Linked DNA regions of Homo sapiens: region 1 is linked to region 2. The links are chromatin loops, found by intact Hi-C in ENCODE. Cell type or tissue: A673. All regions are shown on one strand. Each heading gives the region's core, and the rest is flanking DNA. Links, peaks and the distances in the headings are about the cores only. Region 1 has its middle 39 kb from the start of MFAP3. Region 2 overlaps GALNT10 (polypeptide N-acetylgalactosaminyltransferase 10).

Region 1 (5,383 bases), core at 321-5,320, 180 kb after region 2:
TGTAATTTTTCATAAAAATCCTTCTCTTTTTTTTTCCCCAGCCATCATGAGGTATGGCCACAGCTGTCTCTGGGTGAGCAGACACAGAGCCCTCCAAAGGGAGAGAAAACCCATCAGAAGGCCTGCTGGGCCCAGGTGGAATCGCTGTGAATGAGGACATGTCAAAGAACTTATCTTTCTCCTGTAAACACCTTGGACCAACCCAGACCTGTTTAATTTCTAGGCAAGAAGCACAAATTGAATCCTGCACTACATGCATTTATCTCCTCACCTTTTTCGGCAGGAATCTAGATAGGAATTAATAGACTCACTCAAAGAGGAAAAGACATAGTGGGTGCAGTGGAGTCCTTTGTCTTTACGGGGCTTGAAAGGGTGGATCTCTAACACGTCTCATTTAATATTGGCTCGAGTTAAAGTATAGTAAATTCCAGGCCAAGAAGAAGAAACTAGGATGCCACAGAATGTTAGAGATAATTTAATTTAAACTCCTTACTCAATAGATAGAGAATCTGAGCTCAGGGAGGGGACAATCTGTCCACAGCCATATACCAAACTGCTGCTGGCTGGGCTGAGGGCTACGACACCTTACTCCTGGGCCAGTGCTCTGGGCAGGGCTTCCTATCTCTGTCATTCATTTCTTTTTTTTTTTTTTCTTTTTTTGAAATGGAGTCTTGCTCTGTTGCCCAGGTTATAGTGCAGTGGCACGATCTCAGCTCACTGCAACCTCTGCCTCCTGAGTTCAAGCAATTCTCTTGCTTCAGCCTCCTGAGTAGCTGGGATTACAAGTGTGCGCCACCACACTCAGCTAATTTTTGTATTGTTAATAGAGATGGGGTTTCACCATGTTGGCCAGGCTGGTTTTGGGCTCCTGACCTCAAGTGATCCTCCTGCCTCAGCCTCCCAAAGTGCTGGGATTACAGGCATGAGCCACTGCGCCTGGTCTCTGTCATTCATTTCTGTACCACGGTCATGATTTGTGTCATATTTACACACCCTCGGCACCATTATTAACATGGTCTTAATATCTGAATCGACTGTATTTTTTTATCCTTAAATAAATTTCTTTTGAAAGGAAATTGCTGTGAAGAGAAAACAAGGATTGTTTTCCACAAATAAAAGGTGACCACAAAAAATACATGCTATGAAATGAAGCAATACATTTTAAATATATTAAATTTTAAATATAATTTAAAATTTAAGTTTAAAAGTTTAATTTAGAAGTTAAATTTTAGCAAGGTACTGCTGTGTGTGAAAAGACTGTTCACTCTCTCTGTTAAAAGGGAGATTTGTCATGTTAAAGTGAACTTGAAAGGGAATGGCTTTCTCACCATAGGAGAGGATGTTTCTTAATAAGGTGTTTATGAACCATCTAAAATTGTCTCTCATATCATGAGTGGTCAAGTTGATCAGGAAAGAAAATGTGTTTGCAAACTTCCAAGGAAATGTAATACTTGACACTACTTGGGTTAGAATCCCAACTGTGCCATTTACCAGCCACTGGATCTCCAGCAAGTTATTTAACCTCTTTCTGTCTGTTTCCTTACTCATAAAATAGGAATAATTGTGTATATCATGGATTTATTGCAAGTACAAATAAGATATACATATAAAGCCATAGAACGGCACTCAGCATAGAGTAAGCACTCAGCACCACGTATTCTTGTAATTATCATTATTAAAACTTAAAGTGGTATTATGCCCTAGAGCAGGGTTGCAACCTTTTTCTGTAGAGGGTCAGATAGCACATTATTTTACCCTTTGCAGTCCATACAGTTTCTGTTGCAACAATTCAATCTTCCATAGTTCCAAGGAAGCAGACATATTGCATACATATATTAATGGGCATAGCTCTGCTCCAGTAAAACGCTACCAGAATAGGTGGCAGGATGGTTTTGGCTGGTGGGCCATGGTTTATGCTACAGGGATATAGTTATGTAAAACAAAAAACAGGCCAGATGCTTTGTACACTATTTTCGAATGAGGTAGCGTCATACTTCATACCTTAGCCCAAATCCCAATCTTTTGAATTCAATCCCATGCACCTGAAACGTAGGTTCTAGTCCAGAAACTTTGGTCTCACTACCTGCTATCATCTTAACTGCTGCCCAAATGGCCATGAGACTAAACAGCTCTTGAACTTGAAGCAGAATAAAGGTTAAAAGCATGGGCTTGGGAATTAGAATGACTTGGGTTTGCTGCTCACCCTGCAAAGGGTATTATTTTCTTTTTACACAGGAGGAAATTGCAGCTCAGTGGGGTGGAGTAATTTGCCCAATGTCACATAGCCAGCAAATTGACATCAGTTCCACAAACATGAAATTTGGTTCTAATCCAAAAACCCTGGGGCCAGCTGCATGTCATCATGATGCTTCCTTTTCTTGTTTCTAATTTCCATGATAAAGAGGGGGAGAGCTTGAGAAGGATTTAGAGTGGGAAATAATGCCGATGGCTTAGGACAACATTTTGATCAATGGAGGAAGAAGAATGCAGTCCCCAGAGACCATAAGATATAACTGAAAGAGCACAGGGCTAGATCTGCTTCTTCCCTTACCAGTGAACCCTGGATGTGTACCTGGGCAAATGTAATGATAAGAGGCAGCATTTATTGAGTTCATATGGAGTGCTTTCTAATACCTTTATCTTATTTTCCCTTCACAACAACTCTGAGATTTTAATCCCCATTGCACAGATGAACAAGGTGAAGCTCAGAAAGGTCATTTAAATTCCCAGGGTCATAGAACTAGTGAGTGGTGCAGCTGGGATTTGAATGCTAGTCTGTCTGGTTACAAGTCCAGGTTTTTCCAATGCAAAACATCCTCAAGAGTCTACTTTCCTGCCTAGGTGAGTCCACAAATGAAGTTGTACAATGTATGCTCTGTAACTTTAGAATTGGAGGTGACTCACGTTGCAATCTTACCATGTGCTTGGCAATGTGCAAGGCCAGTCCTTCCAAATGACCCTGTGAACTCAGTGCTAATAGTATTCTCTATCAGTAGATTTGGCAACTGTGGCTCATAGACCTTAAGTAACTTGTTCAAAGTCATTCAGCTAGTAAGAAACAGGCTGGGGTTTGAACCCAGGTCAAATCCACTTCAAAGCCTGTGCTCCTAATAGGATGACCAAATAGTTTGTCACCCAAACCAGGACACTTTTGAGAGTGAAAGGCACTATTAATAATTATGTCAAGACAGCAGGCATAAACTTCAGTTCTTGACTACTGTGCTTATCCAAATGGGCTCTTTCTATCCCTCAGACCACCATGAATCATAACGTGGAGAAGAAACCCATTACATCTGGCACCACCATCATTTTCATTATTACCATTTACCTAGACAGCATTGTAAGAAAGAGGTAAAGTCCTGTGGGAATGAGGCATTTGAAACTTGGTGCTTGAGAATTTTAGAAAGGGGTGAATGTAATTGCCTCGGGAGTTGCTATAAGAAGCAGTAACAGGGCAGCTGGGACCCTCCTCGCCTTTCCTGCACTCTCTTGACTGCAGGCACTGGGTGGAAAGGAGAGATGGATTAAAAGAGAGCTCCAAGGAAATGGAGATGAATGCCTTTAGATTTGGTATGATAAGAAGAAGGGCATTTCTCAGATACATAAAAGAGACCAGATCATTATCAAGATAGTGCTTGAAAACACACATACCTCTAACCCAGGACTAGTATCACATGGTGGCAATGGTGGTGGTTGTCTCAACTGTACTCTTGGAGGTGTGCTGGGAGGATTTTCTGCTTCAGAATTCCCAGAATTCTACCTTAAGTGCCTTAACCTTCGAGTAAAGGTTCATTTCTCTAGGAGATCAGTTTTAAAAAGAAACCACCATAGAACCATTTGAGTCCACTATCAGTCATGAACATGGGGGAGTTTATTACATAGCAGACTTTCTTTTGAATCTTACAGTTGTTTAGGATGTTGGAAAGGTGAGTTTTGATAGAGAAATGGGCATAGGGGAAGCTTTGGGACCTGGGTTTTTGCCTAGAGAAGGCACCTTAGTGTGGGGTCGTGGGTAGCCAGAAGCCTAAGTGGTACACAGCAGAGCAAGAGTACTGGGGAGAAGATGGCAGTGGGAGGGTAAAGTTCACCACCGTAGCGTTGACTATGCCAAGTTCCAGGGCCAATGGCTCTGCAGAGAACTAGCAAGGTCATGGGAGTCAGAGTGGTACAAGGCAAAGAGGACAGGGAGCCAGGACCCTGGGGTGCTGAGGCCAGCTCTGTTAATGAGAGTCTCTGAGCAAGTTAATCTCCCTATGATGCCTCATCTACCACATATAAAGCTTGGCTGAAAATGTAATAATCTCTATGGTCTTTTTCAGCTCTAATACCACATGTGACTCTAGACTGTGCCACTAAGTGAATCTTGCTGTACCTAAGTGGGTGGCTTAGAGCTAAGAGGCTCTTGACTGGAGAGCAGGCGTGACCTGAGCCACTGATCTCTGCCCTCCACATTACCCCTTCTCCTCGCCTTAATTCTCTTGATGACCAAGGGAGCTTTTAGCCTCTCCTTCCCTCATTTATCCTTTTAAGCAAGAAAGGAGGGAGGCTGCATAAAGGCTTCCAGTAGCTCTCTCTCTCTCAGGATCCCAGGAGGGAGAAGATCAGAAATTAGCTAAGAGAGAACTGAGAAAAGTTTAGGTCCTAGACTACTAACTGCAGCAAGGATAAAATCTCATCTGGAGATGGCCTGAGGACTGACTACAAAGTCTAGGGGAACACACTGGGTCACAGGGGCTAAGACATTTAGCCTCTTGGTGCTTTGGTTTTTTCATCTTTAATGGGGACACAGGGGTAGACTAATATTTAATGGACCTCTATGTCGACAGTAACTAGGCTGGGTGCTTTAAGTATTATCTAATTTAATCTTCACAACAACCTCCTTTCAGGGGAAATATTATCTTCATCTTTTGGAGGAAAAACCAGCAGTGTAGAGGAGATAAATCACTTGCCCACTTATGCAGTTCAGTAGTAGTAAAGCTGGGCTGGGCGCGGTGGCTCACGCCTGTAATCCCAGCACTTTGGGAGGCTGAGGCAAGTAGTTCACCTGAGGTCAGGAGTTCAAGACCAGCCTGACCAATATGGTGAAACCCTGTCTCTACTAAAAATACAAAAATTAGCTGGGCGTGGTGGCATGTGCCTGTAATCCCAGCTACTCAGGAGGCTGAGGCAGGAGAATTGCTTGGACCTGGGAGGCGGAGGTTGCAGTGAGCCGAGATCACGCCACTGCACTCCAGCCTGGGTGACAGAGTGAGACTCCCTCTCAAAAAAAAAAAAAAAAAAAAAATACAACAACAACAAAAGAAGTAGTAAAGCTGGAATGCACACCAGGTCTGCATGACCCTAAGATTCAAAGCGGGTTTACCACATCCTGCTGCCATTTTCT
Region 2 (5,383 bases), core at 142-5,141:
TCTCTTGGGTATATACCTAGGAGTGGGACTGCTGGGTCATATGGTCACTGTGTGTTTAACCTTTTAAGGAATTGCCAGACTGTTTTCCAAAGTGGCTACATCACTTATAGAACCACCAGCAATGTCTGAGGGTTCCAATTTCTCCACGTCCTTGCCAACACTTGTTATTGTCTGTCTCTAAATTGCTTTTATAGCTTTTTTTTTCTCAAACCAAGATCCAATCAGGGATTCTGCATTATATCTAGTTACCATGTGTCTTTCATTTTCTTTAATCTGGACCAATTCACCAGTCTTCTTTTGCCTTTCCTGATGTTAACATTAAAAGAATAAAAATGGGGTCTAGTTCAGAAGAGGGATTTATTCCTGATTCTGATAGGATCCTAAAGCACCCTTCTCTTGCCCATTGCACTGACAACTTGAGGGTCTTGAGGGTGCAGCCTCCAGGGAGATAAAATGGAGCCCAGCTTAGTGCTGAGCACAATGACCTAGTGGCTCTTACCTGGTAAATGCTTCTCAACCTCTTAAAGCTTCTGTTCAGCATCAACAGGGAGGCTCAGGGGAAGGACAGCAGGTCAGACTGAGGTGGAGAAGAGCGTTTCTGATGGACTCTAGGGAATCTGAGTACCTGCTTCAAGTGGCCCTTGGTGATGCCTGCCTGGCTGGGCTGTCTTGAGTGATGGAGTTAATTGGGGTCACTGAACTACAATGGGGTGTAGCACTGGAGAATAATACCTACCAGCCCCACTGCAGTAATGAGCGCTGACATATATCACATTTCAGACTGTAGCTAATTAAATACTCTACAGCTTCTCCAACAGAAATGAAGATTTGAAGCACTGAGCTGAGAGGGACAGAAGGAGGGGTCCCGTGACCTAGCTCTGGCTTAGCCAAATTCCCTGCATTGATGCCAGGCAGGTAAATCAACCTGTCTGGGCCCCTCCCTAATCTACAATGCGGGAGAAAGGAATGCACATGAGATTTCTTTAAATGTTAGGGGTCTCCCATTCTAGGCAGGATACTGTCAGTTAATGTTACCGAAAATAACTCAAATGTATTCCTTGTCAAAGGAAAATTTAGGAAGAGCTAAATGCAATACAGCTAAAGCCTACAAGGTAATACTACCAGTAACCCACATGAACTATCTCTTCTCTTTTATGGAGTATCCCACGACTCTTCCATACATGCTATCTCCTTCATCCCCAAATAGGGCAGATAGATGTTATCATTCCCATTTTGCAGAGGAAGGCTCACAGATCTGAGGTTAATTCATTCATTCTGGGGCAATAATCATAAAGCATCCACCAAGTGCCAGGTGCTATGCTAGACCCTGATGGCACAATCGTAAGCTAAATAGGTACGGATTTTGCATTTTTGCTGTGAGCTTTCAACTGGGCAGGGAAGACAATAAGTAACAATAACAGGTAAGCACCACTTTCCTAAGGGAAATACAGGGAGTCCATGTGTGGGGCCCTAACCTTGGCTAGGGATTTGCCTCAGGTGTCATTCACAGAAGGTATGAGACCTCTGGTTCCTTCCTTCCATTCTACCAAGGCAGCAGGAGATATATACCTCCGGTAGTAGGAATAAAACTCTCACCTAGGGCCTGCTTAGCTGGTGGAAGAAAAGCAATGGAACACATTTTCCCTTGTTTGGTGCTAAACACAGAACTGTGGAATGAATGCACTTTAGTGTCCAAGGGGCTCATCTCCTAAAGCAACAAGTCCAGATAAGACTCAAGGGATCTTAGGGTTTGAGTAACACCCCCGAGGTCTTTGACCTCACCAGTAGTATGTGGTGTTGCTGGACAGTGTGGACAGCCTGGGTCCCTCCCTGCTCTGGAGCTCCGTTTCTCCACCTGTAAGGTGAATAGGTTGAACTAATGCTGTTTTTTTTTCTTTTAGCTTAAACCTACTTATGAGCCATCAGAACTTTCTCTCTTCCTTTCTCCATCAAAAGCAAAGACAAGGCATGATTGATGAATTTCAATGGTGTCTCCTAAAATGAAATTAACAGTGTCAGAAATCTTTATTGACCTGTGAAGTCAGACTCTTCAAGGTTGATTGGCTGGACACAGCTGTTTAACAATGGGTGTCCCCACCCCCGCCCCAGCCCAATTTCACACTCCTTTGCAGTTAATAGGGCTATCCCATAACTCATCCCAAGCAAGTGGAGACAGAATGGCCGGTGTCTACACTTTCTGCAGAGGCTGGTTCATAAAGCAGTATTTATACATTCCCTTTAACGTGACACTGCATTAGATCTATTACCAGTTAATTAAATTGTAACCATTTTATACATGGACTTCTGGTTGTGATCAGCATCTAAATGTACACATCCATGAGGCTGCATTGACTCACGTGAAGAAGCTAAATAGTATTCACTTAAAAGAGCATTACATTATGCAGAACCATCACGAGCAGTCAACAAAGGCTTCATGTTAAACAGAATTTAAAGGGATGGTATTTGCTACTTTACTCCCTTGAGAAACATATGCTTTTAAAAGTTATTTCCTGTCTCTGAATTCCCTGCAACTAGAGTGGTTTTGAATATTTTCTGATTTGTTTAAAATGAATGATTATAAAACTTTGTTAGAAACATTTGCATTCATTTAAAAAGGGGTGCATCCTGGATTCTGCCACTGTCATAAAGGGAAAAGAGACAGGAGACTAATTAAGTAACAAAGGCTCAGCCAGAAACCTCAGTTCCAGAGTCATAATCTCCTTTGCCAGGCACGGGGCAGATGACTGGCTGCACGCTTGCTCCAGCCTTCTTGGCCTAATCCTCCCTCCTCAGCAAGAAGCATTCCGACAGTGTCTGGAATAATAATGTAATTATGGACAGCTAAAACACCTCATCCATGAAGGACAAGGATTTGGATCCTTTCAAATATGGGAAAGAGAATCAAAGGCACCTAAGGGTGGGTTTTTTTGGGAGGGTTGGGGGGAGGTGGTTAGAACTGTCTCTCTCTTTTATTTTCTGCTAAAGAATATATGCTTCTCAGAGGAGAAATAGTACTTTGACTATGACATGACAGCCATTTAGGCCAAAGTGGCCCCTGCACACAAACAAAAAACAAACAAAACATCCACAAGTGTATTTCCCTCCAAAAAGCCAATTTGTTTGTTTGTTTGTTTTCTCCCTTCATATTTCTTCCTTGGGTCTAGATTATAAAGTCCTCACTGTTCTGAAAGAAAAGATGTAGGATTGCTGGGAAGAGACTGTGTTTTATGAATTTTATATTCCCTAGATTTAGCACAGTGACTGGTATACAAAAGGTGCTAAATACATGTTTGCTGATTGGTATCAGTTATACTTCATGTTGTTGGTTAGAACTAACTTTGCTAATTTCAATTTGGAAGAAAACAATTTTGTAGAACATTTTGAGTGCAGGGGCTTATAACATATGTAAGAATTGTAACAACCAAAAGCCAAAACCAACACCTAGAGCCATGATTTTCAACCAGCATTCCACAGAGACTTAGGGGCTCAACAGAAGTGACTCAGTGGTTGTTTTAGGGGAGGAGGTGGGAGAGGCTGCTGGGCTGCTGCCCTGTCTCATGTCCATTTCAATCAACATAACTCACTTCTACCTGTTTTCTTTGCTACACTTTCACATAAAATATCATTTGAAGAAATAGTTCCTGCAACTGGATTTTCATATAATCTCAAAGCACCTCCAAAAAAGATACCTATTAATTGCAAAGAGGAAAATGGTAACTTTACGCTGGCAGACATCACCTTAACTAAGTGATCAAAGTTATATCACCCATAATAAGATGTCAGGACTATGCCCTGATATGATGCAAGGAGAAGGTAAACATCTCACTTCTGTGTTATTCTTGCCTAAATGTGTCAAATTAATCATGAGAGAACATCAGACAAAGCCAAACTGGGGGATATTCTGCAAAATAATTGGCTACTGTTTTCCAAAGTGCCAACGTCATGAAAAACAAAAGACTGAGGAGATGTCACAGGTTGAAGGAAACTAAAGAGATCCCAGAACTAAATGTAATGGGTTGAATGTGTTTTAAGAAAAAGAAATAAAAAAGGCATCAATGGGAAAAACTGCTGATATTCAAATAAAATCGGTATATAAGTTAATAATATTGTTTCAATAATTTCATAGTCTAGATAATTAAACTATGCTTATGTAGGATGTTAACATTAGGGGAAGCTGGGTAAAGGGTACAAAGAATTATTTTTGCAACTTTTTTTGTAAATCTAAAATTATTTCAAATTAAGAGTTTTTTTTTAAAAAAGTTTCTGTAACTAAAAACACTTTAATCACCATTCATGAGAAACACAATTGGACTTTTGTTTGGATTGGCCTTTAAATATGGCAAAGGCAGGCCTCAGTGGGGACCAAAAGCAATTCAACCTCATGATCAAAGCCATGAGTTTCAAATAGTCATGAATAGCCAGGCCATAATACCCTGCACCTGCCTGGAGGAAAAGTCCAAAGAGCAGGAAATAAGAATCATTTACAGTGATGAACAGGCTGATCATTCTGCACTAGTGTCAAGAAGCATAGAAAGCCCACATCCGTGTAAGTGACAAGGGTCACAGGCTAGAATCAGTGACCAGGCCAGTGGATACTCCATTTATCTGTGATCAGAATCCCAAAGACTTCACCAATCTCTTCCCAGTGTGAGTCCTCACTAGACAAGTCACACAGCCTTGAACTTATTTTATAGAAAAAGGACAGAACTCTTGTCTTGCCAAGTCTACTGATTTAGGTATATGTGTGTGGATTTTAATGTTATTCATTTAAAAAAGTTTGACTATCTGGTTTCCCCGGCAATGCCCAATTATTCCCTAGCATAATGTAAGGAATAAGCAGTGATGGAGAACTGCTCAAGACAATAGACACTGAATAAGAAAAAAAGCACTGTAGTTTGGAGACACAGGCTCTCAGTACATTCTGGGTCTACTTTTCTCTAAAGGCTCATGGACATAGAGAAAGGTATGGGAGAGGAGGGAAAGGTGGCATATTGATAGTAGCCTGAATCAATTCAGGCTTCATCTCAAAAATCCCTAAGAATTTTGCACTCTATTTCATAACATACTCATGTTTATTTTTATATAAAAATTACAGTCCTTCCTAACTCCTTTCTTCCTTCTTCTCCTGAAAAGAAATGCCGTATTTATTCTGTAGATTTTTGTACCTGCTGACATATACCTTAACTTCTAGAAGCATGATGCAAAAAGGCTCAGAAAATGTTAATTTATGTATTGTAACAGCGTATTCTGGTAGTGCAAAGAAGTGTTTCAAGAAAGATTTTTAAAAACAGATTTAAATCTTAATAGCACAAACATATCTGCAAAATCTACTCATCAAGAAAAACCTCACTCCCTAATGATGTCAGATAAATGTAACATTGCT

What was found. A loop is a pair of places that touch in the nucleus more often than their neighbours do. Peaks named below come from ENCODE experiments on the same cell type or tissue, not always from the same donor. Only the 100,000 strongest peaks of a DNase experiment are listed, where the experiment ranks them.
Region 1: it touches region 2 in a loop (3-fold over the local background); 1 of 110 quality-filtered maps calls a loop at or near these places.

The regions. Positions count from the first base shown.
Region 1 is chr5:154,075,460-154,080,842 of GRCh38, reverse strand. No RefSeq gene overlaps it. Among named protein-coding and RNA genes, the nearest start is that of MFAP3, 39 kb to the right of the region's middle. In A673, for the core only: no CTCF peak of the experiment used is centred there; a DNase peak (open chromatin) is centred at 2,352.
Region 2 is chr5:154,257,779-154,263,161 of GRCh38, reverse strand. All of the region lies in intron 1 of GALNT10 (polypeptide N-acetylgalactosaminyltransferase 10), which reads right to left. Among named protein-coding and RNA genes, the nearest start is that of GALNT10, 70 kb to the right of the region's middle. In A673, for the core only: no CTCF peak of the experiment used is centred there; a DNase peak (open chromatin) is centred at 2,621; H3K27me3 peaks cover 879 bases.